Regions from separate parts of the Homo sapiens genome. Here region 2 is linked to region 1. The links are chromatin loops, found by intact Hi-C in ENCODE. Cell type or tissue: B cell. All regions are shown on one strand. Each heading gives the region's core, and the rest is flanking DNA. Links, peaks and the distances in the headings are about the cores only.

Evidence for each region. Hi-C counts contacts between places; a loop is a spot of excess contacts. Peaks named below come from ENCODE experiments on the same cell type or tissue, not always from the same donor. Only the 100,000 strongest peaks of a DNase experiment are listed, where the experiment ranks them.
Region 2: a loop joins it to region 1, with 30 times the contacts of the local background. A loop is called at or near these places in 11 of 110 quality-filtered maps.

What each region holds. Positions count from the first base shown.
Region 1 is chr12:31,108,897-31,123,806 of GRCh38, forward strand. LOC124902912 (a long non-coding RNA gene) reads left to right here and starts at 8,364. Exons shown (of 5, transcript XR_007063268.1): 1 at 8,364-8,645; 2 at 12,330-12,404; 3 at 14,218-14,292. It also overlaps the pseudogene OVOS2P. RefSeq lists a silencer at 1,056-1,256 and enhancers at 8,368-8,898, 8,899-9,428, 12,081-12,610. In B cell, for the core only: CTCF peaks have their summits at 8,399 and 8,601; DNase peaks (open chromatin) are centred at 8,395, 9,675, 10,215, 10,615 and 2 weaker places; H3K4me3 peaks cover 2,709 bases; H3K27me3 peaks cover 3,360 bases.
Region 2 is chr12:31,265,572-31,280,481 of GRCh38, forward strand. No RefSeq gene overlaps it. Among named protein-coding and RNA genes, the nearest start is that of FLJ13224, 51 kb to the right of the region's middle. RefSeq lists a silencer at 13,384-13,678. In B cell, for the core only: a CTCF peak has its summit at 6,492 (motif pointing left); a DNase peak (open chromatin) is centred at 6,500.

The DNA of each region.
Region 1 (14,910 bases), core at 4,632-12,631:
GTGTGTGTGTGTGTGTGTGTGTGTGTGTGTGTGTGTGTGTATGTAGTCCTTGGAATACACCATAACCAAGTGGGTTTTTCCTGGGAATGCAAGACTGCTTCAATACTTGAAGATCAGTCAATGTAATCTGCCATAGTAATAATCTAACAAGAAAATCAACATGATCACATCAATTGATATAGAAAAAAAATTTACAGAATTCAACATATTTTCCTATTACAGATTTTCTGCAAACTAGGAATAGAAGCAAGCTTCTTAACCTGATGTATGGCACCTTCAAAAAGCCTACAGCAAACATCTTACTTAGTGATGAAAACCTGATTGCCTTCCCCATAAGATTTGAGAACCAGGCAAGGATGTTTACTCTCATCATCACTCCTATCCAACATGGTACTGGAAGTCCTAGCCAATACAATAAGGGAAGAAAATGACACAAAATAAAGGTAGTAAGATTAGAAAGAAAGAAATTGTCTCTATTCACAAACAAGGTGATTTCTTTTCCTTTTTCTTCTTTTTTTTTTTTAAGAGACAGGGTCCTTCTCTGTCACCCAGGCTTAAGTGCGATCATGGCTCATTGTATCCTCAAACTCCTGGGCACACACAAACAGTCCTCCTGCCTCAGCCTCCCAAGTAGCTAGGACTACCGGTGCATGCTGCCAAGCCCAGATAATTTTTTTTATTTTTTGGAGACACAGGTAGTCTCATTCTGGTTTCAGCTCTGGAAGGGGTGAAGAACAAGTCCCCAGAGCCCATCCTGTCCCTCGTGGATGACATACTGAGGGCTCAGGAAGACTCTCCCTCACAGCCTGCCCCAGTTTCCAGGCTGAGCCACCTGAGCAGCTGCTTCAGAAAGCCTCTTGTGCCATAGCCATGCTTAGGAAAAAGCATATCTTCCATTCAATTCACCAAGAAACACCAAGAAATAACTGGATACAAAGAATAAAAAATACTCTGCCACACTGGCAGGGCAGGAGGGTGAAAATTGTGCCCCCTCCAAAGGTAATGTCTATAAAAGGATAACTAAGGCCAGCGCCAAAGTCCACCTACAGAAGGCGGGTCTGTCTCAACCCCAGCTGTCAGTCACTGTGAACTTTTAGAACTGGGGCTGAAGCTTCTTCCAGTTGCTTGCTCAGATGTCAGTGAGACCGCTCCACAACAGATAAGGGGAGCTGTGTGTCAGGGAAGTCCCAGCCACTAGCACAAGCTGCACTCCAGGCAGACGTTTCTGTTCTTGTGCAAAGAACAGCGCAATCCATTCAAGTTCACAGGGGCGGGTGGCACTTGAAAATGTCAGGGTCAACTTGCAGGGCAGAAGTTAGCAGGGAAGTAAGTCTTCCTGGGGGAGTGGGAGAGCCCAGCAGAGTTTAGGAGGAGGGAGGGGCAACATCGGGGCAATCCTCTGAGTCTCTCTTTCCTCCTCAGGAACTGTCCAGGAAGACCCTGCAGTCTCTCTGCAGGCTCATGGGAGCTCCCAGAACTGAGACAACACACAGATCCAGGCCTGCTTCGAAGTCAGTGGGATGCGGCCCTTGAAAGTCGATGTATTGGGTTCCTAGGGCTCTTGTGAAAACATGCCACACCTGGCTGGTTTTAAACAACAGGAGTTTATTCTGTCAGTTGAGAAGGCTAGAAGTGCAAAATCAAGGTATTGACGGGATGAGTTCCAACTAGAGGCTGTGAGGCAGATCAACTCCATGGCTCTCTCCTGGCTTCTGCTGGTTTCTGGCAACCATTCACTTCCCATGCCTGGTAGACACATCACTCTAACCTCTGCCTCCCTTTTTCACGGGCACATTCGCGTGTGTGTGTGTGTGTGTGTGTGTGTGTGTGTGTGTGTGGATGTGTGTGTTAAGGACAGCAATCATTAGACTAGGTGGGGCCCACTCTAATCCACTGTGAGCTTCTCTTACTTTGGTAACATATGCAAAGACCCAATTTCCAAACAAGGTCACATTCCATGTTCTGGGACTGTCTTCTGTGAGATGTCTCCCCCAGGATCCTTCCAGGTTTTCTGCAAAGCCAGGCAGAAAACCAGGATCAGGGCAGGACAAGAGGATGCTAGCCTGTGATGGCTCCCACTCAGGTGGGATGTGAGAAGTGCCTGTGGCCTGGGACACACCAACTTGCTCCCAATACCTCATCTGAGATGGATTGCACAGTGTATGTCCAGGGCCCATCCCGGCACACTGTGCCTTTGCAATGCTGTCTCTGCGCTTTGGAAATTGACTCAGCCCACTGCGTGGGGTGGTCTGAGGCGGGCCACAACCATTTCTTAACCATCCCTGAGTACCTGACCAGTATCCCCCGGGGGTGACAACTGGCTACATCTGGAGCATGAGGAGCGTGTTTACCTGGTGAGTAAGGATGCAAGCATAGGACGTCCTGGCCGATCCTCTGCACAAGCAATGCCTTTGCTCCAACGGGATGGGCAACGTTGGATTAGGCCTGAGGCAGATTTGATCTTGGAAGATACATTCAAGTCTACGTGTTTTGTGCGTTTATTTTCGTTTCCTTGAATTAACATGGAGTCCATTTCAACTTTCACTTAGTCTCCTTCTTTCTCTTCCCCCACTTCTCTCTCTCTCTTTCTTTGTATATGGAAGAATTTAACTCTGTGTTCCATAATGTCTAAATACTCAAATTTAGAGTTGACAGCCATACAGCAAATTATTCAAGTTGCTGTCAAAAAAAAATCCCTGCGTTTTCTAGGATTAAAACTGTGAATAGAGTACTGGAAGAAAAAAAAGTCATAGACTCAGATGCAAAATGACAACATTTAATGGGATGATAAGGAAATAAGACTTGTCAAGAAACCATAGCCCACTGCAGACTGTTCACGATGTCAGATGGTTCATGATTTTTTTCCAGGTTTGATACAGAAGAATCAGTTTGTTAAAAGAAATGCTTCTCCACCTGGGATTTAAAACATCATTTAAACAATAAACACATTTGTATGTATATATAAATAGATATTTAGAAATAAAAACATGCATATATAGGCACATAGACATGTATATACATATACACACATATGTACAAATATATATGCCTAAATTTTTACTGACCTGTCAACTTACAAAACAAAAATGAGAGATTTATAAAAGGTACATATATAGCTGTGAATTCTTTAAAGCTATTTTTAAAGAAATTAATATAATCTTAATGATTATCAGATTACTCATGCAGTACACAGCTACACAAGTCTAATGAAGTACCAGAGACTTTTCTTTCTTCAACTATTGTCCTATCTTATTCAGGTTTTCATTTTCTTACTAGATGTGTTTTCAATGGTTTATGACGTAATAAAATTTCTTTACTTCTTCCAGTAATTGCTTTGTCTCACTCGGAAACTGAACTACTGTTGATGTGGTAAAAAGCTAGGGCATATTCTTCTGAAAAAATAAAGGGAACATGTATTTTTATTAAATAGATGATATAAGCACATTAGATCTAATCCTTCCAATAATTTTGAAATAGAGACAATTACTTTCCCATTTTATACATTATGCAGAAATATGCTAATAATATTTAAGACACTTGATGAAATATATTCTATTAGTAAATGATAGAGACAGAATTCAAACACTCCACAAACTTCACACAGCATTCAACAAGAAATAAATAGTACCAACCTTCCAGGGAACAGTTGTATGGTCTCTACAACATTTTAGTATATGTTTTAGAAATTAATCTATCAAATTTTTAAGTTAACATTTCAGAATATTCCCCACTCCTCTTTTTAAGTCAAAGTCCACAGAAGTAGCTTGGAACAGTCAGTCTTAGCATGAACAACAATGACAATAACAAAAAGACCTGGAAGCTTAGTGTGGCTTGTATTTCAAGTTCAAGTGGAGCCCTGTCAGGTTATATTGCAAGGATTCTGGTGTTGAAAAACTCTGGTAACTGGAAAATGGGTTCAGTCAGAAGACACATCATGGGATAAAGAAACCAGAACACAAAGTAATGCCATTTATTGTTTACTCTGTGAAGACAGAGGTTGATTTTGGAAAGTTTAGTAGCTCAGGGAATGTTAGATATAAACACCACATTCAATAACCTTAGGGCATGGCTGTTGCTTGCCTACCTTTTTCGTACTAATCGTAGACCATGCCTGGGGCTGGCTGAATGTTGAACACAAGGTTGCTCTGCTCAGCAGAAAAAGTGAAACTGTCTGCTCGACCAAAAACCTATCATGACACAAATTATAATTACATTGTAGCAGGTCTGAGAAAAGATAATCACTGAGAAAATTATCCGCAGAAGTTTATGATCTACATAATTAAATAGATCTAGGGTATGATTAACTTACATATTGGCAAAATAATGAGTTGTTAACCTTAAATCATATAAAATTTCAAGTTCCTTTGCTTACATTGAGGTGAGAGGAATTTAGCTGGAAGTCTCAGAGGAATGTAGGCATTTATGTGAGTGGTAACAATACACATAGAAAGGATGTCTCTAAAGCGCATGCCATAGTTTGGCATTTCCTCAGTAAAATAAAAATAGAACTACCCTATGATCCAGCAATCCCATTTCTGGGTATGCATCCAAAGAAAATGAGATGAATATTTTGAAGAGACAGCTGCAGTCCCATGCTAATTCTTTCATTAATCACAATAGCCAACATAAGGAATCAACCTAAGCGTTCGAAACAGATGAATGGATAATGAAACTGAGGCATATACACATACAAATTATTCGGCCTTAAAAGAAGAAAGAATTTCTGCCATTTGTAACAACACTGAAGAACTTGGAGGACATTATGTGGAATGAAACAAACCAGATACACACAAAAAACACTGCAGGATCTCACCTGTAAGTTAAATCTAAAGTTGAGTTCATAGATGCAGACAGTAGAATGGCAGTTATCAGGGATGGGAAAATGGGGAGATGCTGGTCAAAGGATAGAAAGCTTCAGCTGTGCAGGATGAATACATTCTACAAATCTCAGGTACAGCGGTGGCCTACAGTTAACAATGCTGTACTGTATATGTAATATTCCCTAAGGGAGTAGATCTTAAGTGCTTTGTCACAAAAAAAGAAGAGGTAACTGTGTGAAGAGAGGGATGTGTTAGCCAGCTAATTCACATATAGTCACGCTAGATGATAACAATCAGCTCACTATATATATCAAAACATCACACCACATACCTTCAATACACAATTGTAATTTCAAAAAATTATGGCAAACTTTGTAAGACTTTAGTCAAATTATAAAATAATTACATATCTACTCTGTGACCAGACTGTGTTTGATAGGGAGATGATGTTTCTAAAATGGAAAGCTATCTAGTCACATAGCCAGGGCATATATGAAATAGCCTTGGAACTAGCAAGGAGAAGATGATCAGTGGGATAAAACACTGGTAATCCTTAACGTCCCTTATTTTTTCCTTTTACAAATCCTATCATACATATCTATAAGAAATTGAAGCATCCAATTATCCTTGGAAGGAAAAAAGAAAAACTTTAAAGAAAAAAAAATATGGCTAAACTTACATTTTCCAAGTAGAAAAGAACATGGTCATTCTTGACTTCAGTCTTCATCACTTGGCCCTTGTTTTCAAGCTTTGAAGAAATTGTTAGGGAAGGATAGAGAATAGATATTAGAACAAATGACAGCGCCACTGCAGAACTGAATGTCCACTCTTTTCTACGTCACGTTCTGTTTTATGGAACATTCCTTGGTGCCATGATGTTTTCATAAACACAGGTAGCAACTAAAGAAAAACATATGATGAACCATGGGAAATACTGACTGCTAATTGGTACAAATGAAGTACACCAGCTCTCCAGTGTTAGCGCAAAAATACAAAGGTGAATGTTGAAGAAGAATTCTATAGTTTTGTTTTGCTAAACTACGGCTAAACAAGTATTTATTTTATCTTTATACTCTATGTAGCTGTCTTTGTGATGAAAGATTAGGCTTCTATTATTTACCTCTTCAATGGATGACATGGTTGGAGTAAATCCTGATAGCATTTTTACATCTATAACCACCATACTGGATTTATTGCGAATTCCAGTGTATCTGAAAATTTTAAGAAAACACTCGTTTAGATATCAATTTTAAAAAGTGACTTATCTCATAATGAGAGTGCCAGGTGGATAAATACTAATTGGCTAGAAATCTGGAGGACAGGTAAAAGCTGAAGAGAAAATATCGGAAGAAAGTCATTTTCAAGCATCTGTGAATAGGCACAACCAGAATGATAATGAAAGAGATGATACATAGCAACAGAAATTGGAGCAAATAATGAATTATCTGGACATGAAATCTTCCCCAAACCCTGCTTTTAAGCTTACCTGCAGTCTCAAAGTTTGAACTGATAAACAGAGCTTCTAAATCTTTTACATATACTTAGGTTAGTGTTAGAGTTGCGTAACACTTAGAGGACATCTTTGCTTAAAAGGTGGTATATGAGCATAATTATAGAGTAGATGTGTCCCCAGGAGAACTTCTAGCTCAGTTTCCTGCTTCTGGATAAGACTATTGGGGTATGAAGTTAAGAGTTCCATAGTTCATCAGGGCGTGGTTGCTCACACCTGTAATCCCAGCACTTCTGGAGGCCAAGGTGGGTGGATCACTTGAGGGTCAGAGTTCAAGACCAGCCTGGCCAATATGGCAAAACTCTGACTCTACTAAAAATAGAAAAATTAGCCAGATGTGGTGGTGCACGCCTCTAATCCCAGCTACTCAGGAGGCTGAGCCGTAAGAATCCTTTGAACCCAGGAGCTGGAAGTTGCAGTGAGCTGAGATTGTGCCACTGTGCCACTGTACTGCAGCCTGGGTGACAAAGTAAGACTCTGTCTCAAAAAAAAAAAAAAAAAAAAAAAACCAAAAAAGAAAAAGAGTTCCCCAATTCATTGAGTTCTTAGCCCTGGAGCTCAAGCGATTTTTATTTAGAAATTCTAAAAAATATCTCCCAAACTAATTTTACTCAATGTTTTCCACATATTAACTAAGGCTAAAAGCCTTTAGCATCTATAAATCATGCTTGAATTCAAGAGGATCATTTCGTTTTTCTATTCTGAAAAGTAAAAATCTAAAATGTTACTCTTTACAGTTACAAAATAAACATTTGTGGGCTTGCTACTATATGACCATGCATGCTTGTCTTGAGAAAGAAATATAGAATCTCTGTTTTTCAAAACTAGGAGTACTTCCATACAACAGAATAAAAAGTATCATTGAAACATCAGTGCAGTGAAAGCTTTCAAATCCTGCTCACATAGACTGCATGTTTTCTTGCCTCATTTTAGCTCTGATTTAGCTGAAGATGTACTAAATTGTGGTGTCCGGACAGACGGCTAAAAAGTGACTGTGCTGTAGAATTGTCACCACCAACATGAGAACTCATTACCATGATTTATATTTTGTTATTTCACTACTGTTTGAACTTTTAAAATATTTTACCATCTTGTTCACGTGGGAGTTACTGTCAAAATATGACACTTACTTGAGGTTCACTGTGAGGTCAAAAACAGTCAAAGAGTAGTTCTTTACTATTTCCAAGGAAAGAGAAAATCCAGATGCCTTCTTAGGTAGGAGAACATTGTACTTAAGGGTGGCCTAGAAAGGATAGCAAATTATAAGAAAACCCATCCTGTATTAAGAATTATACAGTCTGACTATAGTCAGTAGTAATGTGATTTTACATTTTAAAATAACTAAGAGTATACTTCGATCATTTGTAACACAATGGATAAATGCTTGAGGTGATGCATACCCCACTTGCCCTGATGTGATTCTTACACATTGCATGCCTGTATCATGCACCCGGTAAATATTTACACCTACTATGTACCCACAAAAATTAAAAATAAAACATTTTTAAAAAGAAAGAACCTATTGTTTATTTCTATTACTAATGCAGTTTACATCTTTATCATCAGGGAATCAGGTTAAATTCTTTAGTTTTCAGAATAACGTAATTTAATGAAGATAGAATACTTTCTAATAGCAATATTCCTCAAACTTCTCTTAGACAGCTGAGTAGCTTTTCATAAAGTAACTTGCAATTTTGGCTATTGATCATGTAAATACACAAAACGGTCAAATAACACTTCACGTAGAACTGAACAGACAGTCTGACTCTTTTACTGGCAAACACTCATCACCCTCTTAGGCAGATTTCTGTAACCTGGATAAATGTACAACCGCGTCCTTCCACATCTACTGTGTATTGTCCAGGTGCCTGTGTTACTTCTGAACGTTGGACCAGTAGGCGGTTATGACCGTTAAACTGGATCTCACTGGATCCTTCACTGCTAAAGGTGACAGTGTTTTGATTCTTAGAGAAGAGCCCCTCTTCCCCGCCTGGCTCTTAGGATCCCCATTGCAGGGCGGGGAGGCACCCACCGCGAGGGGGAGACTGAGAGCCAGTCCCTCCCACCCCCGGCTCTTAGGACTCGCATCGCAAGCGGGGGAGGCACGCCACGCGAGGCGGGGACTGAGAGCCAGCCCCCCTTCCCCCCGGGCTTAGGACCCCCATCGCGGTTCCTAAGATCCTTAGGACCCACCTGGAGGACTGTGGGTATGGGGTGTCCAAGAAGAAAGCTCAGATCTGCCCACGGCAGGTACCTTACTTGGGATTTACAATCGACAGGGGTCCGAACGCAGCCCGGGAAAAGAAAGAAAGCAGGTCATTTACAATCTACCGGAGCCAGCCCGTCTTCCCCTCGCTTGCTCTTAGGTCCCCCATCGCAGTGGGGGGAGGCACCCCTCGTGAGGCGGGAACTGAGAGCCAGCCCCACCTCCCCCCTGGCTCCTGGGACCCCCATCGCAGTGGAGGGAGGCACTCCCCGCGAGGCGAGGACTGAGAACCAGCCCCTCTTCCCTCCCTGGTTCTTAGGACCCCCATCGCAGGGACGGAGGCACCCGCAGCGAGGCGGGGACTGAGAGCCTGCCCCTCTTACCCCCCTGGCTCTTAGGACCCCCATCGCAGGAGTCGGAGGCACCCCCCGCGAGGCGGGGACTGAGAGAGAGCTCCTCTTCCCCCCCAGGATCTTAGGACCCCCATCGCGGGGGGGGAGGCACTCCCGCCAGGCGAGGACTGAGAGCCAGCCCCTTTTCATCCCCTGGCTCTTAGGACCCCCATCGCAGGGGGGGAGGCACACACCGCAAGGCGGGAACTGAGAGCCAGCCCCACTTCCCCCCTGGCTCTTGTGACCCCCATCGCTGTGCGGGGAGGCAACCCCCGCGAAGCGGGGACTGAGAGCCTGCCTCTCTTCCCCCCCAGGCTCTTCGGACCCCCATCGCAGGCGGGGGAGGCACCCCCTGCGAGGCGGGGACTGAGAGCCAGCCGCTCACTCCCCCTGACTCTTAGGACCCCCATTGCAGGGGGGGGACGCACACCCGGAGAGGCGGGGACTGAGAGCCAGCCCCTCTTCCCCCCCAGGCTCTTGAGACCCCCATCGCAGGGGGGGGGCAACCCCCACGAGGCGGGGACTGAGAGCCAGCCCCTCTACCCCCCCATGGCTCTTAGGACCCCCAATGCAGGCGCGTGGCACCCCCCGCGAGGCGGGGACTGAGAGCCAGAACCTCTTCCCCCCCTGTGTCTTAGAACTTCCATCGCAGCGGGGGAGGCACTCCTCACGAGGCGGTGACTGAGAGCCAGACCCTCCCACCCCCGGCTCTTAGGACCCACATCGTAGTGGCGGGAGGCACCACCCGAGAGACGGGGACTGAGAGCCAGCCCCTCTTCCCCCCCTGGCCCTTGGGACCCCGATCGCAAGGGGGGGAGGCACCCCCCGAGAGGCGGGGATCGAGAGCCTGCCCCTATTCCCCCCCCTTGGCTCTTAGGACACCCATCTCATGGGTGGGAGGCACTTCCAGCGAGGCGGGCACTGAGAGCCCGCCCCTCTTCCCCCCCTGGCTCTTAGGATCCCCATCGCAAGGGGGGAAGACACCGCCCACGAGTCGGGGACTGAGAGCCAGCCCCTCTTCCCCCGCTGGCTTAGGACCCCCACCGCGGATTCTAAGATCCTTAGCACCCACCTGGAGGACTGGGGGTTTTAGGTGTCCAAGAAGAAAGCTCAGACCTGCCGACCGCAGGTACCTTACCTGGGATTTACTATCCGACAGGGGTCCGAACGCAGCTCGGGATCAGAAAAAAAGCAGGTCATTTGCAATCTACCAGAGCCAGCCCCTCTTCCCCCCCTTGCTCTTAGGACCTCCATCGCAGCGGGGCAGGCACACACCGCGAGGCGGGAACTGAGAGCCAGCCCCTCCCACCTCTGGCTCTTAGGACTCACATTGCAAGTGGGGGAGGCATCCTCCGCGAGGCGCGGACTGAGAGCCAGCCCCTCTTCCCCCCCTGGCTCTAGGGACCCCCATCGCAGGGGGTGGAGGCACCCCACGCGATTCGGGGACTGAGAGCCAGCCCCTCTCCTTCCCCCTGCTCTTCGGACCCCCATCGCAGGGCGGGGAGGCACCCACCGCGAGGCGGGGACTGAGAGCCAGCCCCTCTACCCCCCGTGGCTCTTAGGAGCCCCATCGCAGGGTGGGAGGCCACCCGGCGAGGCGAGGATTGAGAGCCAGCCCGTCTTCCCCCCTTGGCTCTTAGGAGCCCCATCGCGGGTGGGGAAGGCACCCCCCGCGAGGCAGGGACTGAGAGCCAGCCTCTCTTCCTCCCGTGGCTCTTAGGACCCCCATCGCAGTGGGGGGAGGCACCCCCCGCGAGGCGGGGACTGAGAGCAAGCCCATTTCCCCCCCCCCCGGCTCTTAGGACACCCAACGCAGAGGGGGGAGGCACCCCCTGCGAGGCAGGAACTGAGAGCCAGACCCACTTCTCCCCGGCTCTTGGGATCCCCATCGCGGGGAGGGGAGGCACCCCACACGAGGCGGGGACTGAGAGCCAGCCCCTCTTCCCCCCCTGGCTATTAGGACCCCCATCGCAGGGGGGAGAGGCACCCCCCGAGAGGCAGGGACGGAGAGCCTGCACCTCTTCCCCCACGGGCTCTTAGGACCCCCATCGCAGGCGCTTCGCACCCCACGCGAGGCGGGTACTGAGAGCCAGCTCCTCTTTCCCCCGTCTCTTAGGACTGCCATCGCAGAGGGGGAGGTAACCCCCGCCAGGCAGGGACTGACAGCCAGCCCCTCTTCACCTCTGGCTCTTAGGCCCCCATCGCAGAGTGGGGAGGCACCACATGCGAGGCGGGGACTGCGAGCCAGCCCCACTTCCCCCCTGGCTCTTGGGACCACCATCGCAGTGGGGGGAGGTACACCCCGCGAGGCGGGGACGGAGAGTCAGCCCCTCTTCCCCCACTGGCTCTTGGGAACCCCATCGCAAGGGGGAGAGGCACCCTCCGCGACGCGGGGACTGAGAGACAGCCCCTCTTCCCCCCCTGGCTCTAGGGACCCCCATCGCAGGGGGTGGAGGCACCCCACGCGATGCGGGGACTGAGAGCCAGCCCCTCTCCGCCCCCCCCGACCCCGCCCGGGTCTTCGGACCCCCATCGCAGTGGGGGGAGGCACCCCATGCGAGGCGGGGTCTGACAGCCAAACCCTCTTCCCCCTCTGGCTCTTATGACCCCCATAGCAAGGGGGGAGGCACCCCCCGCGAGGCGGGGACTAGAGCCAGCCCCTCTTCCCACCCTGGCTTAGGACCCCCATCGCGGATCCTAAGATCCTTAGGACCCAACTGGAGGACTGTGGGTATTAGGTGCCCAAGAAGAAAGCTCAGATCTGCCGACGTTACTTGGGATTTACTATCCGACAGGTGTCCGAACACAGCTCGAGATCAGAAAGAAAGCAGGTCATTTGCAATCTACCGGAGCCAGCCCCTCTTCCCCCGCTTGCTCTTAGGACCCCCATCGCAGCAGGGCAGACACACACCCCAAGGCGGGAACTGAGAGCCAGCCCCACTTCCCCCCTGGCTCTTGGGACCCCCATCGCTGTGTGGGGAGGCTCCCCCCGCGAAGCGGGGACTGAGAGCCTGCCCCTCTTCCCCCCCCAGGCTCTTCGGACCCCCATCGCAGTGGGTTGGAGGCACCCCCTGAGAGGCGGGGACTGAGAGCCAGCGGCTCTTTCCCCCTGGCTCTTAGGACCCCCATTGCAGGGGGGGGGACGCACCCCCCGCGAGGCGGGGAGTGAGAGCCAGCCCCTCTTCCCCCCCAGGCTCTTCGGACCCCCATCGCAGGGGGGGAGGCACCCCCCGCGAGGCGGGGACTGAGAGCCAGCCCCTCTTCCCCCCCTGGCTAAGACCCCCATCGCGAATCCTAAGATCCTTAGGACCCACCTGGAGGACCCTGGGTATTAGGTGTCCAAGAAGAAAGCTCAGATCTGCCGACCGCAGGTACCTTACTTGGGATTTACTATACCACAGGGGTCCGAACGCAGCCCGGGATCAGGAAGAAAGCAGGTCGTTTGCAATCTACCGGAGCCTAAGGGCAGAAGGCAGGTGAGAGAATTCTTAGGAGCTGTGGGGTTTTGTAGACTGTGGATCCCAAACTTTGCAGTATTAGCCAAGCCTTTGTATGAGGTCACAAAGGGGGCGGGGACCGGGAAGCTTTGGAATGGGGATCCCAACAACAGGAAGGCTTTCAGGAGTTAAAGGAAAAACTTCTGGCAGCCCCAGCCCTGGGGCTACCGGATCTGACAAAGCCTTTTCCATTGTATGCGTCAGAGAGGGAAAAGATGGCAGCTGGACTTTTATCCCAAACTGTGGGGACCTGGCTGAGGCCGGTGGCCTAAGTCTCTAAACAAGTAGACAGGGTTTCTACAGGATGGCCCCCCTGTTTGAGGGCCTTGGCAGCAACTACTCTGCTAGTACTAGAAGCAAATAAGCTGACTCTTGGGCAAAACCTGAACATAAAGGCCCCCCCAAACTGTGGTGACTGAGAGCCAGCCCCTCTTCCCCCCCTGGCTCTTAGGATCCGCAGTGGACTCACAGCCTGTTTACCATATTGTGAGTAATATCATCTCCCCCTCTGGAGACCTCTGGAGATTATGAACTGTTTCACAGACAGGTGTACACCCTTGGTGTACAGAGGGTGTACACCCGTCTGTATTGGGAGTAATATCATCCTCTTCCTCCCTGAATATTAAGAACAGTATCACAGGGGTGTTTCTACTCCCTGCGATATCGCGTGTCATATCCTCCTCTCCCACGTTGCAATTAGAAACAATATCAGTGGTGGCATGTCCACCTTCTGTCATATTGAAAGTAATATCATTTTCTTCCCTCCAGGATCGTGGGAACAATATCCCAGGGGGGTTTCCACTTTCTGCCATATATGTAGTCACATCGCCCACTCCGCCTTGGAATATTATTAAGGACCATCTAACACGAGGGTGTATACGTCCTGCGATATTACGAGTAATATCAACTTCTTGGCCTCTGAATATGAGGAAGAATATCACAGGGTGGGTGTATACCTCGTGCTCTATTATGCGGAGTCGTATCTGTCTATTACGGGGAGTAATATCATTCTCTCCCTTTCAGGATATTAATAACAATTTCACAGGCTGGGTGAACACAGCCGGCGATGCTGAAATTATTATCATCCTCTCCCCCTCTTCCCCTCCTGGCCCTTAGGACCCCCATCGCAGGGGGCTGAGGCACCCCCCGCGAGGCGGGGACTGAGAGCCAGTCCCTCTTACCCCCCTGGCTCTTAGGACACCCATCGCAGGGGGGGGAGGCACCCCCCGCGAGGGGGGGACTGAGAGCCAGCCCCTCTTCCCCCCCGGCCCTTGGGACCCCCATAGCGGGGGGGGGAGGCACACCCCTCGAGGCGGGGACTGAGAGTCAGCCCCTCTACCCCCCCGGCTCTTGGGAACCCCATCGAAGTGTGGGGAGGCACCGCCCGCGAGGCGGGGACTGAGAGCCAGCCACTCTTCCCCACCGGCTCTTGGGATCCCCACCGCAGGGGGGGTAGGCACCCCCCGCGAGGCAGGGACTGAGAGACAGCCCCTCTTCCCCCCCTGGCTCTTAGGACCCCCATCGCAGTGGGGGAGGCACCCCCCGTGAGGTGGGGATTGAGAGCCAGCCCCTCTTCCCCCCTGGCTCTTGGAACCCCCATCGCAGAGGGGGGAGGCACCCCCCGCGAGGCGGGGACTGAGAGCCAGCCCCTCTTCCCCCCCTGGCTATTACCCCCATCGTGGATCCTAAGACCCTTAGGACCCAAGTGGAGGACTGTGGGTATTAGGTGTCCAAGAAGAAAGCTCAGATCTACCGATGGCAGGTACCTTACTTGGGATTTACTGTCCGACAGGGGTCCGAATGCAGCCCGGGATCACAAAGAAAGCAGGTCGTTTGCAATCTACCAGAGCCTAAGGGCAGAAGGCAGGTGAGAGAATTCTTAGGAGCTGTGGGGTTATGAAGACAGTGGATCCCAAACTTTCCAGTTATTAGCCAAGCCTTTGTATGAGGTCACAAAGGGGGCGGGGACCGGGAAGCTTTGGAATGGGGATCCCAACAACAGCAAGGTTTTCATGAGTTAAAGGAAAAACTTCTGGCAGCCCCAGCCCTGGGGCTACCCGATCTGACAAAACCTTTTCCATTGTATGTGTCAGAGAGAGAAAAGATGGCAGCTGGACTTTTAACCCAAACTGTGGGGCCCTGGCTGAGGCCGGAGGCCTACGTCTCTAAACAACTAGACAGGGTTTTTAAAGGATGGCCCCCCTGTTTGAGGGCCTTGGCAGCATCTACCCTGCTAGTACTAGAAGCAAATAAGCTGACTCTTGGGCAAAACCTGAACATAAAGGCCACCCATGCTGTGGTGACTGAGAGCCAGCCCCTCTTCCCCCCCTGGCTCTTAGGATCCGCGGTGGACTCACAGCCTGTTTACCATATTGTGAGTAATATCATCTCCCCCTCTGGAGATTATGAACTGTTTCACAGACGGGTGTACAACCTTGGTGTACAGAGGGTGTACACCCGTCTGTATTGGGAGTAATATCATCCT
Region 2 (14,910 bases), core at 2,448-10,447, 150 kb after region 1:
CACTGAAGCCTTACTGTGTGCCAGGCACCGTCCAGCATTTTCATGTGCTGTCACACTTGTGGCTTATGACACACCTAAGTGTGTCAGTTGGGTCCTCTGAAAGCAGATGGAGCTAGGAGTACAAGAGGTTAACCGTGGGACAGCACTGGTGAAAGATAAAAGTCAGAAAAAGCAAGGCTGGGCAGGGAAATTCTTCAGACCGTGCTGCAGATCTGACACCTATTAAAGGAAAGCGGGGAAGTGGGTTTGGGCAGGGAGAGTCTCAGACCGCGCTGCAGACCTGACAAAGCCTGGGCCAATCTGATCAGCAACTCTGGACAAGAGCTGGCCAGTAGAGGAGGCTCATCTTAGGCTGCAGTGCCCAAGCCCGGAAGCCACTGAGCTCAGTCACTAGCTGGGGGCTACCTTAGGAGATCAAGGTCTCACCTCCGAAGGTGAGACCTCGTTCCAAAGGTGCTAATGGCTGAAGGCATCTGCTGACTGCGCTCCTTAACGGCTGAACAGCGAGCCCTTTCTTGAAGGGAAATCTGAGTGCCGCTCCTCCATGGCTACCTCAGTAAGGGAGGCTTTATTATGATTCCCATTTTTCGGAAAGAAAAAGGGGGCACAAAAGTTATGTAAATTTCCCAAAGTCACACAGCTAGTAAAAAGCTAATAAATGTCTCCTATTTGCCTTGCAGCTGATAGTAAAAGTAACTTTTTTTTTCTTTTCTTTTTTTTTAAGATGGAGTTTCACTCTTATTTCCCAGGCTGGAGAGCAGTGGCACGATCTCAGCTCGCTGCAACCTCCGCCTCCTGGGTTCAAGTGATTCTCCTGCCTCAACCTCCCGAGTAGCTGGGATTACAGGCGCCCACCACCACGCCCAGTTAATTTTTGTATATTTAGTAGAGACGGAGTTTCACCCTGTTGGCCAGGCTGGTCTCAAACTCCTGATCTCAGGTGATTCGCCCACCTCGGCCTCCCAAAGTGTTGGGATTACAGGCGTAAGCCACCGCGCCCAGCCTCCCTAACACATTAGTGTATGGACTTCCACTCACTCCTCTCTAGTGTATTTTGGTTTTTTTCAAAAAATAGGATAATTCCTTAAATATTACCTTAGAACTGGTTTTTCTTCACTTGATATCATAAACATCTTTTCACATCAATAAGTTCATTTCTACAAATGTGTACATACAACTCTAGCACAATTTATTCAAGTAATACGCTACTGAACCCTTCAGTTTTTTCTCTTCCTTTTTTTCTATATGAGAAACAATTTAGTGAACATCCTTGTAGCTAAATCTTTGTTTGCAATATTCTGAGATAAAATGCATAAAACCCAAAATTTAACATTTTAACCACGTTCAAGTGTACAGTTCAGTGTTTTGTGTATACTCATAAGGTTGTACAAACATCACCACTAATTCCAGAACGTTGCCATCTCCCCATAAAGAAACTCCATACCTATTAGCAGTCGTTCCCAATTCCTCCCTACCCCCATTGCCTGGCAACCACTAATCTAGTTTCCGTCTCTATGGATTTGCCTATTCCGGACATTTCATATAAATGGGATCATATCACATTTGTTCTTTTGTGTCTGGCTTGTTTCACTTAGTATATAGTATTTCCAAGATGCATCCATGTTGTAGCATATATCAGTGCTTCATTCCTTTTTGGCTGAACTATTTTTTATGCCTGAATTAGTATTCCACTCTTTGGATGTACTACCACATTTTGTTTATCTATTCATCAGTTGATGGACATTGGGTTGTTTCTACCTTTTGGCTGTTGTGAATAGTGATGCTGTGAACATTTTTGGACGAGTTTTGATGTGGGCATATGTCTTCAGTTCTCTTGGGTATACAGCTAGAAGTGGAATTGCAGGTTCAATCTACGTTTAACATTTTGAGGAACCACCAAACTTTTCCACAGCAGCTGTGCCATTTTCCATTCCTACCAGCAATGCATTAGGGTTCTAATTTCCATCTGTGCCAATACTTATTTTCCTTTTCCTTATTATTATTGCCATTCAATTAGGTGTGGTTCTGATTTGCATTTCTTCAATAACTAATGAAGGTGAGCATCTTTTCATGTGCTTATTGGCCATTTATATATCTTCATTGAAGAAATGGCTATTTAAATCCTCTGCCCAACTTTTTTCTTTTCTTTTCTTTTTTTTGAGATGGAGTCTCGCTCTGTTGCCCAGGCTAGAGTGCAATGGTGCAATCTCAGCTCACTACAACCTCTGCCTCCTAGGTTCAAGCATTCTCCTGCCTCAGCCTCCCAAGTAGCTGGGATTATAGGCATGCACAACCATGCTCGGCTAATTTTTGTATTTTTAGTAGAGATGGGGTTTCACCATGTTGGTCAGGATGGTCTCGAACTCCTGACCTCAAGTGATCTGCCTGCCTCAGCCTCCCAAAGTGCTGGATTACAGGCATGAGCCACCTTGCCTGGCCTTTTTTTCTTTTTTTTGAGATGGAGCCTCACTCTGTCACCCAGGCTGTAGTGCAGTGGTGCAATCTTGGCTCCCTGCAACCTCTCTCTCCCAGATTCAAGGGATTCTCCTGACTCAGCCTCTTGAGAAGCTGGGATTACAGGCATGCACAACCACATCCAGCTAATTTTTTTTGTATTTTTTTTAGTAGGTACGGGGTTTCACCATGTTGACCAGACTAGTCTGAACTCCTGACCTCAAATGATCTGCCCGCTCAGCCTCCCAAAGTACAGGGATTACAGGCATGAGCCACCATGCTCAGCCCTTTGCCCAATTTTTAATTGGATTGTTTGTCTTTTCATTGTTGACATATGAAAGTTATTTATATATTCTGGATAGTATGCCCTTATCACAGAAACAATTTACAAATATTTTCTCCCATCCTATAAGTTGTGTTTTCACTTTTTCTTTTTTTCTTTTTTTTTTTTTTTTTACCTTTTCTTAAATAGAGTTGGGGTCTTACTATGTTACCTAGGCTAGTCTCAAACTCTCAAACTCCTGGACTCCAGCAATCCTCCTACCTTGGCCTCCCAAAATGTTGGGATTTCAGCTGTGAGCCACCAGGCCCGGCCCTTCACTTTCTTGATAGTGTCCTTTATACACAAAAGTTTTTAATTTTGATGAAGCCCAATTTATCTTTTTTTCTTTTGTTATTTGTACTTTTGGTGTCATATTTAAGAAACTGTTACCTAATCCAAGGTCATAAATATTTATACCTATGTTCCCTTCAAGAGTTTTATGAGCTCTTACATTTAGGTCTTTGATCCATTTTGAGTAAATTTTTTTTATATCATGTGATACTTCAAGTATCTACTTTGGATAGATTCCTAAAAAGTGGGCATATAATGCTTCAGGAGTGGTTTTGATTTGGGTTTTTTTTTTTTTAAGAGACAAAGTCTCAAGTCTTGCTGCATCTCCAAGGCTGGAGTGCAGTGGCACGATCATAGTTCACTGCAGCCTAGAAATCCTGAACTCAAGCAATCCTCCCACCTCAACCTCCCAAGTAGCTAGAACTACAGGTGCATGCCACTATGTTCAACTACGTTTTTTTATTTTTTGTAGAGACAGGGTCTTGCTATGTTGTCCAGGCTGGTCTCAAACTCCTGGCCTCAAGAAATCCTCCCACTTTAGCCTCCCAAAGTGCTGGGATTACAGGTGTGAGCCACCACACCAGGCCCAGTTTTAAACACAGAAGCTGAATTTCTAATTCCAGTCACAGTTCCATCATCAATGAGGACAAAAGAAGTAAGAGTGCATGTATTTAACAAAACATTATATTTTTCTTTGTAAGCAAATGACTAAAATTAACAAGAAATTACTGGATAACTGCCTCACTCATTTGCCATCACTTTTTCCAACTGCTGCTCCTACTGTCTTAATTACTTTTGTCTGGTGCTTTGCAGAACTGTCACTGCGAGGATTCATTTTGGACCTTAACTGTCAGATCACTTTAGCCAGGTTTCATCTCCTGCTAAAGATTCCACATGAAGAGATGGCATAAAGGAGCTGGTGGGTACAAGGCTCTTCACAGACATGCAAACCTGGAGAAACCATCTGTGGCCAGCATTCCTTGTTCATCTAAGAAAATACATGTTCCTTTATAATCTAGTTTTCCAAACATGGATCACCTCCTCTTCCCCTAAATTTTCTTTCCTTGTAGCTACACAAATGAAACCACTCAAGTTCCCATCTCTTCTCCCTGCCAGTGTTGCATCGGGCTGATAATGCTGGACGGGAGAAAACAAACCTCTTTGACTCTTCCGCCATCTACTGACATGGAAAACTGCCTATGCGGCAGTGAAACATAAAGAACTACCGGAAAAGAGGAGGACCTAGATGCTGAGCCCTGATATGGAAGACAAAAGACCAAGGTTGTTACTGAACTGGGGGATGGGGATGGAGAGCTGGATTTACAAGTGATGTCTTTTTAAAAAAAAAAAATATCTTAGGCTGGGTGCAGTAGCTCACACCTGTAATCCCAGCACTTTGGGAGGCTGAGGTGGGCAGATCACTTGAGGTCTTCTAGTACTTGGCAACATCTATTACTGCACTGCTAAGTTATGGAATCACATTTGTTTTCCCTGAAATAAGTTTTCTTGGCTTCTCCATCCACTGATAATCTCTCCCACAATATTGTGACTTGATTCTGTTCCAGGTGAACCTTTTCCTAGTATTTCTTGTATTCTTTATTATCTGTCATGTTAGGGCAGCTGTGGAGCTTCATTTTTACAACTGCTGAATCTAAATTTAACTGCTGATTTTCTACCATCCATTTTCAACCTTCTTTAAAAAGCCTGGTGAGTAACTTTATCTGTCATGGCCCATTTCAATGCCCTCAATAGTAAAACCGGCGAATGTGGAGACCCATCCTTAATGAAGAGACCAGTTTGGTCATTCTTACTATTTTCCATGGATTTTCAACATGATTAAGAAAAAATAATTTGAGGCTGAGAATTGTAGTTACCCAACTGAATGGAAGGCAAAGGAAGAAACTAGACGCTCCCAGGTAACTGCCCAGTTTTTGTATTTGTTTTTCCTTTCCACCAATGACAAGGTATGCTCAATAACTTTACTCCCGAAGGAGGATATCCCATTCTGAAAAACACACCACTGTATGCGATAAAGGCAGGGGGAGGAAACATTACACTGTGGGAGAGGGAACAAACGTTTGATCAGCGTGTAACAGAAAACAGTTCTGGCAACTATTATTTCTTCTTCTCCCTCAAATCCAGGAAAGGTCCATAGGCCATTTTCTGTAATATTTCACCAACCAAAATGATCTCTTGGACTTGAAAATAAACGCCCCCATTTCCAACCCTCCATCACTCTAAAATTATTAGTGATCTTCAGGTACTTGAAAAAGTAAACTTCTGGCCAGGCGCAGTGGCTCATGCCTGTGATCCCAACATTTTGGAAGGCCGAGGCAGGCGGATCACTTGAGGTCAGGAGTTTGAGACCACCCTTGCCAACATGGTAGAACGCCATCTCTACTAAAAGTACAAAAATTAGCCAAGTGTGGTGGTGCACACCTGTAGTGCCAGCTGCTTGGGAGGCTGAGGCAGGAGAATCGCTTGAACCCGGGAGGCGGAGGTTGTAGTGAGCTGAGATCGTACCACTGCACTGTGACAGAGCAGGCTCCATCTCAAAAAAAAAAAGTAAACTAAACTTCTTATTGAAATGTAATGCACAGAGAAGTATGCAGCTCTCTCCAAACCTTTTTTATCTCTTTCCAATTATTTTTTTAAAAAAGTATATGTGCCCCAGCATGCTTCCTTGTTATGAACTGTGCACAGGTAGGACTCTGCTAATATTATGTAAATTATAAAACATATACAAACAGGACAGGAGAGAAAATGAGGAAAAATCAACAGAAATAGGAGTTCTAATTTTTACTTTGCACACTTCAATGGGCCAGTCTTACATATAACTTTAGAAATCACAGCTTTAAAGACAGTGGCAACACGCTGCATTCACAACCAGGTTGACTGGAGGCTTTAGGAAAGGTTTGGTAGCTTCTGGCCTCAATGGTATGACATCAACTCAATCTCCAAAAATACACTGGACAGAAATCCAGCTGTCCTAAAAGTTTAGAAATGTGGCCACCATGTCTGTGATATCCAAGGGTTGCAAATCACATTGCATGTCTTTATCCGCAACGGCAGTCTTCTAGGAAAATGGCATTTGGGGAAGGAAGAAGGTGGATACAAATATACCTTCTTCCTCCTTTGTGATAATATAAAATTAATTACAGAAAAAGTAAGGGTTGGCTCTTAGCTGTTATTAAAGATTAAAATTATCTTGGTCAAAGGGAAATAGAAATTAGGTTCTCCAAACTTTTAAAACGTGTTTCTAAGGTTTACAGTTGAGGTGAAATAATTGCTTAGCTGACTGTGGATGAAGCAATGAAATAACTCCAGTTTTAACTCACTGGGTAACCATTAGGTAAGCTTCTGCATCTATAAAAACTGTGTTAAACTGGATGTGCCTACAACACTGAGTATGACGTGTAACTAGCACCACCTAGTGGACATTCATATGGCAATACGCGATAAAGGAAGCTGCATGGCCAGGATGGAAAAGTTGCTGGTCACAGTAGCAGCAAAGGGCTTAGCTAGTTCTTCCTGGCAGCCTCCTCAATAATTCATAGTTTACTGGGAATCATATATCAAATAGTTTTAGCTCTTCAGAAGAAAATGAAATTTATAATTAACTGCATTGCCCGGGTGCAGTGGCTCACACCTGTAATCCCAGCACTTTGGGAGGCCGAGGCAGGTGGATCACAAGGTCAGGAGTTCGAGACCACCCTGACCAACATGGTGCAACCCCGTCAAATACAAAAATTAGCTGGGCATGGTGGCACACGCCTGTAATCCCAGCTACTCAGGAGACCGACGCAGGAGAATGGCTTGAACCTGGGAGGTGGAGGTTGCAGTGAGCCGAGATCGTGCCATTGCACTCCAGCCTGGGTGAGAGACTCTGTCTCAAAAAAAAAATTAACTGCATTATGACAGACTTTTTTCCTTTTAGCAATTGAAACTGGCATCCCAAGGATGCTCTAGATACAGTCATAAAGATAATGCTTACTGCATCTCTCATCACTGGCTTACTTGGAAAAGAACAAAAAAAAAAAAGTTATAAAGAAAATCTGCCTGGACCAGGGGTGATAGCTCACATCTGTAATCTCCGCACTTTGGGAGGCCAAGACAGGAGGAAGGCCTGAGGCCAGGAGTTTGAGGCCAGCCTGGCCAATATAGCGAGACCCCAGCTCTATTAGAAAGAAGAAGAAGAAGAAGAAAATCTGCCTGATAAAGAGCTAAAGAAGCAGCCTCAAGCTGCTAGAGCCACAAGCGCCCCTGGAACTGTGCACTTAAATAGCATTGTCTTTAGCACTAGCATAACTGGGCAAAAGGAGCACCATCTCTGTAACCTATAACTTGAATGGTGCTTGCCCCCTTGGAGTTGTTCAAGGAGTCTAGACTGGCCAAAGCAGGCAACCGGCCTGGCTTCAATAACTATGCTTGGAACTTTGGGCCTTGAGGCTAAGAGGTGTGTTGTACTATTTCAGCATGTTTTATGAATTGGTTCCACAGAGCTGTTACAGCACAGCCAAATTTTACTCTTCAAAAACCATCCTAGGTATTTTATTCTCTTTGAAGCAATTGTGAATGGGAGTTCACTCATGATTTGGCTCTCTGTTTGTCTGTTATTGGTGTATAAGAATGCTTGTGATTTTTGTACATTGATTTTGTATCCTGAGACTTTGCTGAAGTTGCTTATCAGCTTGAGGAGATTTTGGGCTGAGACAATGGGGTTTTCTAGGTATACAATCATGTCATCTGCCAACAGGGACAATTTGACTTCCTCTTTTCCTAATTGAATACCCTTTATTTCCTTCTCCTGCCTGATTGCCCTGGCCAGAACTTCCAGCACTATGTTGAATAGGAGTGGTGAGAGAGGGCATCCCTGTTTTGCGCCCGTTTTCAAAGGGAATGCTTCCAGTTTTTGTGCATTCAGTATGATATTGGCTGTGGGTTTGTCATAGATAGCTCTTATTATTTTGAGATACGTCCCATCAATACCTAATTTATTGAGAATTTTTAGCATGAAGGGTTGCTGAATTTTGTCAAAGGCCTTTTCTGCATCTATTGAGATAATCATGTGATTTTTGTCTTTGGTTCTGTTTATATGCTGGATTACATTTGAAGTCAGTGTGGCGATTCCTCAGGGATCTAGAACTAGAAATACCATTTGACCCAGCCATCCCATTACTGGGTATATACCCAAAGGATTATAAATCATGCTGCTATAAAGACACATGCACATGTATGTTTATTGCGGCACTATTCACAGTAGCAAAGACTTGAAACCAACCTAAATGTCCAACAACGATAGACTGCATTCAGAAAATGTGGCACATATACACCATGGAATACTACGCAGCCATAAAAACTGATGAGTTCATGTTCTTTGTAGGGACATGGATGAAACTGGAAACCATCATTCTCAGCAAACTATCGCAAGGACAAAAAACCAAACACCGCATGTTCTCACTCATAGGTGGGAATTGAACGATGAGAAAACATGGACACAGGAAGGGGAACATCACACACTGGGGACTGTTGTGGGGTGGGGGGAATGGGGAGGGATAGCATTAGGAGATATATCTAATGCTAAATGACGAGTTAATGGGTGCAGCACACCAACATGGCACATGTATACATATGCAACAAACTTGCACGTTGTGCACACGTACCCTAAAACTTAAAGTATAATAATAATAAAATTTTTAAAAAATCATCCTTGGGTAGGCCTACCCGAAACAAATTAACACAGGAACAGAAAACCAAATACCACATATACTCATTCATAAGTGGAAGCTAAACCATGGGTACTCATGGACATAAAAAGATGGCAACAACAGACAGTGGGGACTACTGGAAGGGGGAAGGTGACAAGGGTTGAAAAACTGTTAGGTACTGTGCTTACTATCTGAGTGACATTCACACCCCAAACCTCAGCATCACGCAATAGAGCCCAGTAACAAACCTGCACATGTACTCCCTGAATCTAATATAATCATTCCTTCAAAAAATCATCCTGAGAGCCTATCTTGGCCACCCTCTGGATTTCAACATACTTTTTGTGCAGCTTAATTATATCTGGCATAGCTTCATGCCCTCTCTACAATTTCCCAATCCTGGGATTCATGTGCTGCCAAAGCATAATAATCTTGTAGTGAATACATATTCTCCTTTAAGCACTGAAACCTAAGAAAGCTTTGAGCTTTTTTATGGGGGCAGAGGGGTGGTTGTTGATGTGAACTGTTTAAGACCTTTCCTGTGTTCATCATAACTACAGATCAAAAAAGTTTTCATTCTTAGCATATCCAATTAGACTTCATTCCTAAAGATTAAAGAACAAATGAGGGAACAAGTTTATCATTAGGTGCTTATCACTGTGCACCTATTATAGGCCAGGCCCTCTATGATCCTCATTTTGCTCTTACTACAGCTGTGTTTGGTATTATTTCCTCCACTTACAAAGGAAATGAGCTCAGAGAAAAATTATCAAAGATCATAAAGCCAGTAAGTAGCAAAACCAGGATTTAAATTCAAGTCTCCTGACTCTAATTCCATTGTTTATTCATCTATGCCCTGGTGATATTAACTAATAAGCTCACGTGCCAAACATAACCCTTACCCCCATCCACTACATACTTATTTCTGAATAGAAAATAAAAGTCACACACAATTAAATGACAAGAAAAAAGCCCCACAATCTTAGTATGCTACGATTCTCAAAAAGGACTTCACGATTCTAGCCACACGATTTCTCAAGCATCAAGGGACTACTTAGAACACTTAGTAGGGCCTTGTACGTAGGTGCTCAATGAAAGGTTGTTTTAAAAGTCTCACAGTATTACCCCACAGATTATTTTGTTCATTTACAAAAGAAAAGATATATACTTTAAAATGGAAAAAGATCTGGCGATCTTAACCCAGCGATTAATCTTAGCATCACCAACAGTGGGACAACCTGACATTGTGTGCTTCTTGACATGATGCAGTAACAGAGGCACCACACAATCTATGCTATATCCTTGCCAAAAGTAAAATCCACATCTACTAAGAAAACAACCAAACCTGGACAACATAGTGAGACCCCATCCCTACCAAAAAAGAAGATAGCCAGGCATGGTGGCACAGGCCTGTAGTCCCAGATACTCAGGAGGCTGAGGCAAGAGAATTGCTTGAGCCCAGGCATTCAGGGTTACAGTAAGCTATAATCATGCCACTGCACTCCAGCCTGGGAAAAGAGGGATATTCTGTCTCAAAATAAAAAATAATAATAATAAAACATAGCCAGAAAAATCCAGGATAGGGGATATTTTACAAGACAATTGGCTTAGACACTTCAAAATGTTCATTGCCATGGGCAGAAAAAGCAGAGGACTATTCTAGATTAAAAGAGGAAAGATATAACCAAAAGTATGCCTGAACCTTGGACTAGACCCCGGATGAGGAGAAAATGTTTTAAAAGACACTTTGGGATGATAGGGACAATTTATTCCATACAGATCTATCATATTGGATATTGAGTTATTCTTAATCAGCTCAGATATGGCAATGACATTATGGCTAGGGAGGAGAATATTCTTATTCCTAGATGAATGTGTATTTAGGGGTGAAGTATCATGGTGTTACAATTTACTTTCAAATGATTCAGCAAAAGAAATTAGATAAAGCACATATGGTAAAATGTTGCATTTGTGGATCTAGGTGAAAGTTATACTATTATACTATTCTTTCAACTTTTCTGTGTACTTAAAATTTCTTCAAAGTATTTTTTAACATTCTTGAATAAAATTCAAGACAGTTGGGATAAATTCAACTCTTCTAAGAATATGATTTCTGAAAATACCAGGTTGTAAGCAATCAATCAATATAAATATTTATTGTGACCCTGCTATTAATATATCCTAATCAACCCCTCTGGGAGCTGTAGTGGTGACTAAACAGTGCTTCATGCTCTCTTGGAACCCATGTAGCATGTTATTTTGTACGTGTGTGTGTTGGAAGAAAGAGGAATTATTCTGGAATGCTTCCCCAAGTAATGCCTCAGCTTAAACCTGAAGGATAAATAAGTAGGTGTTGCCTAGTTATAGGATGGTAGGGAAACGGGTCAGAGAAAACAAACAGGTGTGAAGGCACTAATGATGGAGTTGGCCAATCTGGAGAGTGAGAATATTTACTCCTACTGCTTCCTCCAGGCCCCCACTCTTTTTAGATAGCCTGTTGGTCTCCTGGTTCCATTAACCAACTCCCTCTATTCAATCTTCAGACCCAGGAGTAGTAGTAACAGGACTCCAATGTTACTAGTCCCAAGAACTAAACTCACCCTGAGGTTTCCCTATACCCTACATACAACTTTGTAAAGGTCCTTTTATTAAACTTTCCTCAAATTATCCAATTTCAGTAAGCCATCTATTTCCTGCCAGCAGGACTGATAAAAATCTCTAGAGACAGATATGGGAGATGTCTGCATATTTCATATGGTATCTGGGACCATGGAATGGAGATAATCTAGGAAGAAGGCTGAAGATGAAGCCTGGGCCAGTGAGCATCTGAGGTCCAAGGAAAACCTAGAAAGTGTGTTTTCAACCAAGAGTATTTCAAGAAAGAAACTGTCAATCGTATTAAGTACTGTGGAGAGGCTGGGTAAATAAGATAAAGGCTTTGGAATGTCTCATGAAGAAGCCATCAGTGACAGATCAACATTGAAGAGATTTGTAAAGTTAATTGGAGGCCAAGTATACACTTACTTGAGGGGAAAAAAAAAAAAAAAAACAGTATGGCCAGGCATGGTGGGTCACACCAGTAATCCCAGCACTTTGGGAGGCTGAGGCGAGCAGATCACTTGAGGTCAGGAGTTCGAGACCAGCCTGGCAAACATGGCGAAACCCTGTCTCTACCAAAAAATACAAAAATTAGCCAGGCATGGTGGCACATGCCTGTAATCCCAGCTACTCGGGAGGCTGAGGTGGGACAATCCCTTGAACCCAGGAGGCAGAGGTTGCAGTGAGCTGAGATTGAGCCACTGCTCTCTAGCCTGGGCTACACAGTGAGACTCTGTCTCAAAAAAAAAAAAAAAAAAAAGAAAAGGAAAGGAAAAAAAAAAAAAGTATAATTTTTCAGGTTTCTATTTTAACTCTACCAGGAACTTACTAAATAATTTGAGATTTTTTAGTTTTAATTATTTTGAGATTTAAATATAAATGTAAGCAAAAACAATCCTTCTCTTTTATTTGCAAAAAGCCAATACTGGCTGGGCGTGGTGGCTCACGTCTATAATCCCAGCACTTTGGGAGGCTGAGGCAAGTGGGTCACCTGAGGTTAGAAGTTCAAGACCAGCCTGGCCAACATGGTGAAACCCTATCTCTACTAAAAATATAAAATTGGCTGGGCGTGGTGGCAGGCGCCTGTAATCCCAGCTACTCGGGAGGCTGAGGCAGGAGGATCGCTTGAACCCAGGAGGCGGAGGTTGCAGTGAGCCGAGATCACGCCATTGCACTCCAGCCTGGGTAACAAGAGCAAGACTCTGTCTGAAAAAAAAAAAAAAAAAAAAGCCAATACCTGGAGACACAGTTAAGCTAATATAAGCCATAGAAGTTTAGAGAATAAATGCTGTAAAACAGAATAAATCATTTTCCCCTTTCAGATAAAGAGCAGGCTTTCGCAAAAAAATCTTTTGTCTCTCTCTAAACTGAATGACTAAGTTCTTTCATGCTAAAGCTTGCAACTAAGTTTGTCTAAGACCCCCTAGTCAACATACAATAACAAGCAGTTTCTAACCAGGGTGTAAGGTATTTGATACCTAAAGCATTCTCATGACTACAATGAGTAACCAAACTCCACAGCTTGAGAAATTGTTAGACAGAACCCGCAGATCCCTTTCTTTGAGAACATGAGCCTGTGAAATTATCTATCTTTGATCTAATTTGGCTTTCTCCTCCCTTCCGAGTTCACTGAACATCACACAAAAATGATTGCCTGGCCACTACAATGCTAAATCTGGGGCACTAGGAAACTGTTCTAGGGACGCTGAATAGAAGAGCTCCCAGGGTACCTTCTATTGTTCACTGCAGAGCAGCCACCTTGATGAATTGTTTTAAGATATCGTTTCACTAAACCTCCAGCAGTTTTCTCCACAAAAAGACAGATAATAGGTACTTTGAACATTATCAAAATTAAAAAACAGAATTTGATTTAAGTTAAAGATCAACGTATCTGCAAAAGTTAAACTTGCCCCTCATTTCAGCCTTCAGAAAGAAGGGAGGCAAGAAGAGACCCAGGGAATAGTTTCCAATGAGGGTTAGGACAGCATTACTGCAGCAGACAGGAGACAGTTTAGAGAACAAAGGCTTTCAAATAAGAAAAGCAGATTCTTTCATTCAAGTTACATGACCTCCTGGCACCTCCTCTTACCGGTAAATAGATTTTTTTTTACTTTGCAGGGTTACTTAAACAATGTTTAAAAGTGTCTGGCCCAACAGTAGGTCTTTTCTTTTTTTTCTTTGGAGGTGGAGTCTTACTCTGTCACCCAGACTGGAGTGCAGTGGCCCAACTCAGCTCACTGCAACCTCTACCTCCCAGGTTCAAGCAATTCTCCTGCCTCAATCTCTCGAGTGGCTGGGACCACAGGCGCATGCCACCATGCCTGGCTAATTTTTTTATTTTTAGTAGAGACGGTGTTTCACCATGTTGGCCTGGTTGGACTTGAACTCCTGACCTCAAGGGATCCACCCGCCTGGGCCTCCCAAAGTGCTGGGATTACAGGTTTATATAAGCCACAGTGCCCAGCCAGGGTTTTTCATATTGTGAGAGCCATTTTTCTTTTTACTTGCTACACAAAGCATTTGCATTGTAGGGCGAGACGACCAATTTAAAGAGATTCAGTTAAAAAAAAAAAAAGCTGTGACAAACTCTAGGTGCCTTCCCATTAGCCCCACCCGCACCTCTTGGTATCCAATCCTTCGTATGAGCCTCTCCCCTTGGATATGGGCAGGACCTGAAAAGACCCCTCTTGCTGGCAGCTTGGCTCTCGACACTTGCTGGTAGTGACAGTAATCATGTCAGTGGTCCAGTCAGCAGCCAGGCCATGCAGGGAGCACCCAGCTGGCAAGGAACTAAGCGGGGGCCTCCAGCTGACAACCAGTGAGAGGTCTGGACACTCAGTCCTGCAGTGGCAAGAACTGAATTCTGCCAGCCGAGTGAGGCTGAAATGAGTTCTTCCCAAATCACCAGGTGAGAATGCAGATGAGACCATGAGCTTTCTAAAGGACCTATCTAAACCATGCTCAGACAGAAACTGAGACGCATTTGTTTTAAGCCACTAAATCTATGGTAATTTAGGACATAGCAATAGATAATACTGGTACTATCAACTTCCTTAGTTACCTTGTTAATTTCATAGTAACTGTATTAGGTGGCATCCAGACTATCCCAAATTTAAATACTAACAGTAGTATAAAAAGTCTGGCCCTTTATTACCTTTCCCAGGTAATAAAACAACTGGTTTCTAAAAGTTTGATATGGATTACACCTCTTAGGATTCCTCATAATCCTGTGAAGTAGATATTCCCATTAATTATTTAACTCAAATGACTAACAAGGGGCAGAGCTAGGAACTTGAGAACCAGCATCCAACCCCTGATGCCACCACCCTTCCAACTTTTATAGTTTCCCTAAAGTCTCAATGATGCTTCCCACTATGCCCATAGATAGTAATAAAACCACAGACAGTAAAAAGTACTGGGAACATTTTGTTCTTCCTTTTAAATCCATCTTATCCACTAGATTAATAATTGTGCACATCAGTTAAAATGTCTTTTATTCCAAAGTCTATGTCTCAGTGAAGAGGAATTTATTCCCTT